2 separate regions of the Homo sapiens genome follow, and region 1 is linked to region 2. Evidence: read pairs that join two places in POLR2A ChIA-PET (ENCODE). Cell type or tissue: PC-9. All regions are shown on one strand. Links, peaks and the distances in the headings refer to the core of each region. The heading gives the core; the rest is flanking DNA. Region 1 overlaps CLPX (caseinolytic mitochondrial matrix peptidase chaperone subunit X). Region 2 overlaps CILP (cartilage intermediate layer protein).

The links. ChIA-PET counts read pairs that join two places held together with the same protein. Peaks named below come from ENCODE experiments on the same cell type or tissue, not always from the same donor. Only the 100,000 strongest peaks of a DNase experiment are listed, where the experiment ranks them.
Region 1: POLR2A ChIA-PET joins it to region 2 with 11 read pairs; 2 of 35 experiments call an interaction of 5 or more read pairs at or near these places.

What each region holds. Positions count from the first base shown.
Region 1 is chr15:65,146,509-65,151,842 of GRCh38, reverse strand. CLPX (caseinolytic mitochondrial matrix peptidase chaperone subunit X) reads left to right here. Exons shown (of 14, transcript NM_006660.5): 14 at 930-3,624. The coding sequence ends at 1,020. Among named protein-coding and RNA genes, the nearest start is that of PDCD7, 15 kb to the right of the region's middle. In PC-9, for the core only: no CTCF peak of the experiment used is centred there; no DNase peak of the experiment used is centred there.
Region 2 is chr15:65,199,386-65,204,764 of GRCh38, reverse strand. CILP (cartilage intermediate layer protein) reads left to right here. Exons shown (of 9, transcript NM_003613.4): 6 at 183-497; 7 at 1,295-1,403; 8 at 2,736-2,893. Among named protein-coding and RNA genes, the nearest start is that of CILP, 9.4 kb to the left of the region's middle. In PC-9, for the core only: no CTCF peak of the experiment used is centred there; a DNase peak (open chromatin) is centred at 2,634.

The DNA of each region.
Region 1 (5,334 bases), core at 1-5,000, 53 kb after region 2:
AATGTTACCTACACAAAAGCTAGGTTTCTGTTTAACTCAAATCATAAGGTATGTTATGTTTTATGTTTGCTTGTGTTCCAAGATAACTTTAGAGGCAGTTGATGTGTTTTGAACAACCTTAGTTATCCAGAGAGATATAATCTTTTATTTTTATTGTTTAATGACATTGACGTATGGCTTTTAAAGGAATTGTGGTGACCTGAATTATCATTTTTACTAGTTCGAGACAAGACGGATGTGATCAGAAATAGCTTCTTTACCATATACATATGCTAAGTTCCAGCATTTGAGTTGAAATAACAGATGATACTTTCTTGGAGAAGAGGATTTTTTAAGCCTTCACAATTGAAGCCATATTGTCCTTTTTTTTTTTTTTTTTTTTTTTTCTCCCAGTAATAAATTTGTCAGGGAAAATGCTGGGAAGTTTATTTGCAACTCTTGGTTGTATAGTCTGTTTCCCATATTACTAAGCAATCTTTTTTTTTTTTTTTTTTTTTTGAGACTCAGTCTTGCTCTGTCGCCCAGACTGGAGTGCAGTGGTATGATTTCGGCTTACTGCAACCTCCACTTCCTGGGTTCAAGCGATTCCCTTGCCTCAGCCTCCTGAGTAGCTGGGACTACAGGTGTGTGCCACCACACCCGGCTAATTTTTGTATTTTTAGTAGAGATGGGGTTTCAACATGTTGGCCAGGCAGGTCTCGAACTCCTGACCTCAAGTGATCAGCCCTCCTCGGCCTTCCAAAATGCTGGGATTACAGATGTGAGCCACTGTGTCCGGCCTAAGCCGTCTTAATATTAAAAGTGCTCCTAATATTTTCTATTATCGTGGCTTTCTTAGCTAGGAGAGGTTACTTTGCTGTTTTGATTTTAAAGATCATGTTTACCTCCATTTTTTATTTTAAAAAAACAAACATGGCTTTTCATTGTAGGGCTCCAACAAAAGAATCCTCTGAAGAGGAGTATGACTCTGGAGTTGAAGAAGAAGGATGGCCCCGCCAAGCAGATGCTGCAAACAGCTAAACTGTCATATTGCTGTCTTGTATATACAGCTTTTCCTTCTTTTGTTTAGGATCATAATTGTCTCTACAGTCTGATATTAAAGGCATTGGATCTATCTTGGATATCATACATGGTCAGAGAAGCCTTTAGGAGAAGAATCAGATCATGTATATAATTGTAACATCACATTGATTTTACGGAAGATGTTATATGGACTTTAATGACACAATGTTTAGAGATAAAATGTACATTATTTTGGTTCAGTTTTTTAAAAAAAATATGCTTTAACAAAATTCTTAGGAATTCTTTTAAGCAATGCAGGTATTGCGATAACTGTAGATTTTACAATAATGTTACTCTACAAATGGGAAAATAAATTCTTTAAAATTGAATATTGAGATACCATTCTTTAGTGTTACCTTTTTTACCCACATGTGTTTCTGAAAATATTGGAATTTTATTCATCTTAAAAATTGGACCAGGTAGGCCGGGCGTGGTGGCTCACGCCTGTAATCCCAGCACTTTGGGAGGCCAAGGCGGGTGGATCACGAGGTCAGGAGTTCAAGACCAGCCTGGCCAAGATGGTGAAACCCCATCTCTACTAAAAATATGAAAAATTAGCTGGGTGCCGTGGCAGGTGCCTGTAATCCCAGCTACTCGGGAGGCTGAGGCAGGAGAATCGCTTGAACTCGGAGGGCAGAGTTTACAGTGAGCTGAGGTTGTGCCACTGCACTCCAGCCTGGGCGACAAAGTGAGACTCCGTCTCAGGGCGAAAACAAAAAATTGGACCAGGTAGTTTTCAAGTAGTTAAACATTTCATTGAAAAATACCCTGAAGAACTATATTTTGATAATTGGTTTAGCTGTATTCCTAGTCTTATCTGCTAATGCATGACACTAACTTCCCAATTGGTTCTGTAAAAAAGGCCATTTTCTTACCAAGTTGTCTGATTTATTTACCATCTTTTTTTTTTTTTTTTTTTTAATTGAGCGGAGTCTCACGCTGTCCCAAGCTGAAGTGCAGTGGTGCGATCTTGGCTCACTGCAACCTCCGCCTCCCAGGTTCAAGCAATTTTCCTGCCTCAGCCTTCCAAGTAGCTGGGATTATAGGCACGCACCACCACACCTGGCTAATTTTTGTATTTTTAGTAGAGACAGGGTTTCACCCTGTTGGCCAGGCTAGTCTGTAACTCCTGACCTTGTGATCTGCTGGCCTCAGCCTCCCAAAGTGCTGGGATTGCAGGCGTAAGCCACCACACCCGGCCTTATTTACCATCTTTAATCCATTTTAGTACTATGGGTGAGTACATGGAATTGAAGTCTGGCTTAAATCTTCAGAAAGTTATATATCTATTTTATTTTATTTTTTTGAGACAGAGTCTCGCTGTGTCACCCAGGCTGGAGTACAGTGCCACAATCTTGGCTCACTGCAACCTCTGAGTCCCAGGTTCAAGCGATACTCATGCCTCAGCCTCCTGAGTAGCTGGGACTACAGGCGTGCACCACCACACCTGGCTAATTTTTTGTATTTTTAGTAGAGACGGGGTTTCGCCATGTTGCCCAGGCTGGTCTCTCCTGAGCTCAGGCAATCGGCCACCTTGGCCTCTGAAAGTGCTAGAATTACGGGCATGAGCCACCGCATCCAGCCAGAAAGATACATATCTAATTCTAGAAATAGCATGCAGTATCAGTCATAGTAACAGCCATGTGCTGACCTAAATAAAATTTCTTGATATTGTGTATTTAACCTGAAGTATTGAGCTAGTTTTTTTGTTTTGTTTTTTGGTGCTGAACATTTTGGTCTAATTCTTTGGCTTCTTAGAACATTTTAAAAAATCTATGTTTTGCTATCAGCCAAAGTAAATGTGTTCACACTAACATATAAGTTACTAACCTTCATTATACAGCAAAGCTAAAAAGTGGTGGGATATTTGGGGTCTTAATGAAAATTGTATCATTTAATTCCATAAATATTAAAATATTTGGGTACCTTTTAAGCTTTTTTTCTTTCCTTCTATAATGGTGGTACAAGTTCTATATTCATTCAGTTTAATCTCATTTGAAATTGTTTAAATCAGAGTACATGTAAATATTTGTGGGTTTTTTTTTTTGGTTTATAGACTCGAGCTTTCCTTTTACACAGTTTTTTTTAGGGAAAAACTAAAGCTATTAGGAAATTCTAAATCTTGTTGATGAAGAGTTGGGCTTTCTTTGATATAATTAATAAAAGGGATGTATGGTATTTATGGCTGGGTAGGACCAGAAATGCACTTTGTATTACAGAGTGTTAAGGCTGGTTGCTATAGTATGGAACAGAAACACCTCTCCTTGGTCTCCCTAGTAATGGTTCAAGTTCTTCCCAGGAAGTCTTACATATTATAACTTTGTTCATTATCTTTCCCTTATAGCATCATTTTCCTTTTTGTAGAGTGGAAATCAGACTAGCTGCTAAACATATTAAGGTTAATCCTCCAGAAATGTACTGGGGAGGCATTTTAGTCACAACAACTTACATTTGGCTTTGGAAGTTGTTAACAAAGCATAGTCGATGTTTTTAAATCAAACATAATTTGTATCTTGGAACTTACATTTTGACATTTGAATAAAACAAAAAGACTAAATGAAAGCCAACGTGGTGGTGTGTCCATACAGCAATGGTGCAGGAGCACTCTGCATTGACAACAACAAGCACAGCCAAACAGTGCCATTTTTAAAAGGGCACAGATGTCATATGAGCTGCTTCATTCTAGGGATTGATTAATCCTTGGCACTTCCATATCAGATAAATTCTAGCTGTAGATTCCACAGACAATGTCTGTTAAACATTTATCAAAAATCCTTACTTAAATGTCCCGCTTGACACTAGGGACACAGGCCAAGTTTTTCAGGAATCTTACTAGTCTTGTAGGGGAAACAAATACAAACTAAAGTGTATTTTAATAGTGGAAGTGAGATAGGTACCAGGTGTGGTGACATAGAAAGTGATGGCCTAGATAAGTCTGGAAGAACAAGTAGAAATTTGCCAGAAAAGAATAATGAGAACTAAATCAAAATCTCAGAAGTGTAAAACAACAACTAGGAAGCTGTAGGAGGTAAGAAATAAGCAACAACTGTAACTTCTTGTTAATACTCTGAAATGACCATTTAATATTCTCCTCTCCATCTAGCTAAGGATCTTGCTTCACATTTCATTGAAAAACCATTGATGGAATTCATCATCCCACCATCTATAAATCTATCTACTCCATCACTCAACCTTTCTCTCTAGTTACAACTGAAGTATCCCTCCTACAAAACTCAGTCACTCCCCACATGCTCTGGGTCTCATCATCCCCTCTCATTTCTCAAGGCCTTTAATTCTTTTGATCATGTCTCTACTATAGTATCTGTGTCCTTCCTTCTGAATTATTCCCAGTGGCATCCAAACACTGCTTAGTATTTCCTGTCCTATAGCAAATCTCCCAAGCTTATTTACGTATCTTTCCAACTACACCATAAGTTCCACAAAGATGGTGACCCAGCCTGTTTTGTTAACTATAACCAGCACCTACCATAGTGCTACATACATCTGGTACCCCATACATTTTTAAAGAAATAATGGAATGGCCAGGCATGGTGGCTCATGCCTGTAATCCCAGCACTTTGGGAGGATGAGGCGGGTGGATCACCTGAGGTCAGGAGTTCGAGACCAGCCTGGCCAAACGTGATGAAACCCCATCTCTACTAAAAGTACAAAAATTAGCCGGGCATGGTGGGGGGCACCTGTAATCCTAGCTACTCAGGAGGCTGAGGACAGAGGATCACTTGAGTCTGGGAGGTGGAGGTTGCAGTGAGTTGAGATCACGCCACTGCACTCCAGCCTGGGTGACAAGAGCGAGACTCTGTTTCAAAAAAACAAAAAAGAATGGAATGTCTTGTATGCCAGGTTAAATTGTAAGTTTTTACAGAAGGTAGTGGGGGGTTATTGAAAGTTTTAGCAGGGGAGTTGAACATGATCAGATGTCCCTTTTAAATTGTTGGGGGCAGGCTCAGGAAAATGAATGGAAGGAAACGTGACTGGAGGCCTACTTAAAAACATTTCTTCAGCACTTGCCCTTCTATCTCCTAGTTCAACAATTTCCTCCACTTTTTGAGGTTAGTTCTCATCAGCATACAAACAAAACAACTTCCTTGAACCCAAATCCTCTCCACCTGTTGCCCAGCTGCTTCTCTTCTGCAGCACAACTAAAAGTTGGTCTTGCATTTTTCCAATTCCCTTCTGAGATTTGACTCTTCTTTTTAAGAGATGGGAGCGGGGAGGGTGCGGTCTCACTCGCCCAGGCTGGAGTGCAGTTGG
Region 2 (5,379 bases), core at 218-5,217:
TTACAGGTGTGAGCCACCACGCCTGGCCTTGGGATAAGTTTTAAAGGATGAGTGGGAGTTAGTCATGCAGGCTGATAAGGGAGGGTAGCAAAGGCCAAGGAGGAGAGGAAGTGATCTGTGATGTGGCTGAAGGAATGCCAGAATCCATAGAATCCCTGCTGATATGGCCCCTTGTTCCACAGCCTGTGACCTGACCTGCCCAATGGGCCAGGTGAATGCTGACTGTGATGCCTGCATGTGCCAGGACTTCATGCTTCATGGGGCTGTCTCCCTTCCCGGAGGTGCCCCAGCCTCAGGGGCTGCTATCTACCTCCTGACCAAGACGCCGAAGCTGCTGACCCAGACAGACAGTGATGGGAGATTCCGAATCCCTGGCTTGTGCCCTGATGGCAAAAGCATCCTGAAGATCACAAAGGTCAAGTTTGCCCCCATTGTACTCACAATGCCCAAGACTAGCCTGAAGGCAGCCACCATCAAGGCAGAGTTTGTGAGGGCAGGTAACTAAATTCTTTGGGGTAGGGCTGGTGAGAAGGTCCAGATTTTTAAATAAAGGGATTATAGTGCTAAAAGCTGGCTTCCCAGCTAACTTGGAGTAAAACCCCGAATCCTTACCATGGCCCACATGGCACTATATTATCTGGCCCTCCATTTCTTCTCTGCTCTCCTCTCCTGTTACTCGCTCTACACCAAATCACTCTACTCCAACTGCAATGGGCTCCTATCTGTTCCTCAAACACACAGGCACATTCCTGCCTCAGGGCCTTCGTGCTTGCTGCATGTATTCTGTTTAGAATGTTCTTCCCATAGATATTGGCGTGGCTTGCTCCCTCAAATGTATGAGGTCTTCCCTGGCCACCTTATCTAACGGTCAATACAATATAGTGTGCGGTTTGCAGGTCACAGAGAGAAAGGCTTGGGAAGTTCAGAAATGGTGCAGGATGGCCAGAAAATTCTGCCAGGGGCAGCAGAACATGAATATTGCACTATTTAAAACAGTCAGTTCTGTCCCAAAGGTAGTGCTTGGAATCTTGGCTGACACAAGGTCCCCTTGTTTCACCACTGACCCACCCAGATGCTGCTTGACAGGCCATGGGAGAGGTCCCAGGATTGGGGGTGTGGAAGGATAGACTCCACTCTGAACCAATTCCCTTAGGACCAATGGAGATGGGCTGGGGGTAGGGGTGAAGCCTTATAATTTTCACAACATCAAAGACCCTGAGGGAGCTAGGCTCTGTAGAACCTGTCACACACACACACAAAAACCCAAAATGCTATTTCTCATTTTCTGTCCCAGAGACTCCATACATGGTGATGAACCCTGAGACAAAAGCACGGAGAGCTGGGCAGAGCGTGTCTCTGTGCTGTAAGGCCACAGGGAAGCCCAGGCCAGACAAGTATTTTTGGTGCGTATTCTGCTAGCTACCCTGCCCAATTCTCCTCCTGGAAACCAGAGCTTCTTGCATTGGGTCTGGACTTATTAATAAGAACAATAACCAACAGAATAAAGTTACAAGTAAGACAGTGGTACAGAGCCCGGATGTTGGGACTTACAAATGGGAGCCATGGGGTTGGGAGCCAGACAACCAGCAAGCTCTCTCATTGTACCCTCAAAGCTGGGGGAACCCTTTGGCCGGGCACAGTAGCTCACGCCTGTAATCCCAGCACTTCGGGAGGCTGTGGCAGGTGGATTGCTTGAGCCCAGGAGCTCGAGACCAGCCTGGACAACATAGTAAAGCCCTGTCTCTATAAAAAATGCAAAAAATTAGCCAGGTTTGCAGGCTTGTGTTTCTAGTACCAGCTACTCGGCAGGATGAGGTAGGAGGATCGCTTGAGTCCAGGAGGCGGAGGTTGCAGTGAGCTGTGATCACACCACTGCACTCCAGCCTGAGTGACAGTGTGTGATCTTGTCTCAAAAAAAAAAAAAAAAAAAGCTGTGGTCCCCTGGAGCATCTCTGGTCTTGGGGTCCAGACTTGTATATCATCAGGACACAGAACAAAGTTCCTAGGTCCTGCTTTTCCCAATAAAAGCAAACAAGGGGCCAGGCATGGTGTCTCATGCCTGTAATTCCAGCACTTTGGGAGGCCGAGGAGGGTGGGTCACTTGAGGTCAGGAGTTCGAGACCAGTCTGGCCAACATGGTGAAACCCCATATCTACTAAAAATACAAAAATTAGCTGGGCGTGGTGGTGCATGCCTGTAATCCCAGCTACTCGAGAGGCTAAGGCAGGAGAATCGCTTGAACCTGGGAGACGGAGGTTGCAGTGAGTCAAGATCATGCCACTGTACTCTAGCCTAGGCGACAGAGCAAGACTCCATCTCAGGAAAAAAAAAAAATGCAAACAAGGGCAGAATCCCTTATGGCTGTGAGTCCTTTATCCTTCACAAACATTTTATAGCCACTTTCTTATTTGACCCATCCAACAGTCCTGTGAAGTCAGCTAGAAGTCATTGCTGACATTTTATAGACCAGAAAGCTGAAGTACAGATTGGTGAGATGGGGTGGGGGAGGTTGTCCAAGCATCCCCAGCCAGGTACGTGGTAGGGCTGGGACTTAGAACCAAGCTCCTTGTTTCCCAGGCCAATTAGTGCTCTTGGATGAGCCAAGTCAAAGGTGATATTGACATTTGTGGGAACCCATTCATCATCTGTCTCCTTGGCTGCCTGCTCCTGGCACTTTTCTAGGAATACCTGCCCTCCCACTGCCCATTCAGGTTCTACCTCTCCATCCCTTGCAGGTATCATAATGACACATTGCTGGATCCTTCCCTCTACAAGCATGAGAGCAAGCTGGTGCTGAGGAAACTGCAGCAGCACCAGGCTGGGGAGTACTTTTGCAAGGCCCAGAGTGATGCTGGGGCTGTGAAGTCCAAGGTTGCCCAGCTGATTGTCATAGGTAAGCCTGTCTGGGTCCCTGGGGCCCCTGGGTCTGCAACAGGGTTGGCTGAGCACCCAGGTGGGCATAACTATGCAGTAATAGCTAAGGCTTTTCTTTTTTCTTTTCTTTTCTTTCTTTCTTTTTTTTTTTTTTTTTTTTTTGAGATGGAGTCTCGCTGTGTCACCCAGGCTGGAGTGCAGTGGCACCATCTCAGCTCACTTCAACCTCTGCCTCCCAGGTTCAAGTGATTCTCCTGCCTCAGCCTCCTGAATAGCTGGGATTACAGGCGTGCACCACCACATCTGGCTAATTTTTATATTTTTAGTAGAGATGGTGTTTCGCCATGTTGGCCAGGCTGGTCTTGAACTCCTGACCCCCACCACCTCTTTCGTCCTCCCAAAGTGCTGGGATTACATGCATGAACCACCGTGCCTGGCCAAGCTCAGGCTTTTCTGTACTGTGCACAGTGCCAGGACCTCTAGGACATAACGATGGTACAGATCTGAATCCTACCACCATGGAGCCATCATTTGAGGAGGAGTGAAGACATGTAAATAAGCGACAAACAAGATAGAAAAATGCAGCTAAGGCCAGGTGTGGCGGCTCACACCTGTAATCCCAGCACTTTGGGAGGCCAAGGTGGATGGATCACCTCAGGTTTGGAGTTCGAGACCAGCCTGGACAACATGGTGAAACCCTGTGTCTACTAAAAATACAAAAATTAGCCAGGCATGGTGGCGTGCGCCTGTAATCCCAGCTACTCAGGAGGCTGAGGTAGTAGAATCGCTTGAACTCAGGAGGCAGAGGTTGCAGTGAGCCGAGTTCACGCCACTGCACTCCAGCCTGGGAAACAGAGCAAGACTCTGTCTCAAAAAAAAAAGAAGAAGAAGAAAAGAAAAATGCAGCTAAAATAGGAGACAAGGGGCTGTGGACTCTAATAGATGGTAGATACCTCCCAGGTGGGAGTGACCATGGATGGCTACTTGAGGGAGCAGCTTTCCAGCTGGGGCTTAAGTAATGGTTCTCAGCTTTGGCTGCCCATTGGTATGACCTGACTGGGTTTGAAAAAATACTGATGCCTCAGTCTTACCTCCAGAGAGTCTGACTTAATTGGTCTGAGATGTGGCCTGGGCATGCATAGTTTAAAACCTCCCCATGTGATTCCAATTTGCAACCAAGGTTAGAACCCCTGGTCTTAAAGAATGGGCAGGGATTGTGTATGTGGAGGTGAGGGTGTTCCAGATTGAGGGGCCAGCATGGGTAAAGATATAGAAGTGGGAACTGAGGGGGCTTTACAAGAAAGGGTGATCTAGAGCTGGCTTCAAGAACAGAACTGGATGGGGAGAGATTAGAGGCCAAAGACCAATCAGGGGCCTGTCTTTGGAAAATGAGTAGGAAGGAAGATAGCTTGGTAATTGGCCTAAACAAAACAAAACGCAGAGAAGGACAGAATGTATTGGAAGGATCCTGGACTACTTTAGACTCTTAAAAAGTTGAGCAACAGACCTCAGGGCAGACAAGACACACAGTACTCTGGACATTGGCAGAGATATGGAGCCCTCAGCAGTGGTCCCAACCCATCACACCAAGGCTCCCTCTTTGCTACAGGAATTTTTAATACTACTTTATTATTCTGAAGTTACATTTATAGATAACTACCTATAATTTCCAAATGTATATGTGCATGGTCCTAACTATAAAACAAAGGATAAATTTTTTAAATTTTAATACAAAATAGTGTGTATTCCCATATCTAAATGCTTTGGCACATTGACACGAGAAGACAAACCAAGAAGTTAACTACTTGCATTTAAATCCAGGGTCACCATAAACATGACCGCTACAAGTGCTGATGGATACAGAGGTATCATTCTGGCATTCACAGTCCTTGGGTAATGGTGTTGTAGAAACGTGATTTTCCTGAGACGAGGAACAATTCTTGGTATTGTTCTGAGCTAAACAAAGTATAATCTTAGCTCAATTTATATGGTAGTTGCATTCTTGAAAAATTCAGTATATGGTTAAAGCCATGTAAAAGATACTAGGCTCTGATCTTTTAATTTGTTTTAGACAGGGTCTTGCTCTGTCGCCCAGGCTGGAGGGTAGTGGCACACTCACGGCTAACTGCAGCATTGACTTTCCAGGCTCAAGCAATCCTCCCACCTCAGCCTCCTGAGTAGCTGGGACTACAGGCGTGTGCCACCATGCCCAGCTGATTTTTGTATTTTTTGTAGAGACAGGGTTTCATCATGTTGCCCTGGCTGGTCTCGAACTCCTAGGCTCAAGCAACCCACCCACCTTGGCCTCCCAAATTGTTGGGATAACAGGTGTGAGCCACTGCATCCGGCCAAAGCTCTGATCACTTTAAACAGGTTTTCTACCTACATGAATGAGTGGTGGGATATGTGAAAGTTGTTCAGAACACAGAGATTCTTTATGCAGAACAGTGCCAGGCATTGCAGGACATAGAACATCAATGGCCCCTACCCACAATATGCCAGTAG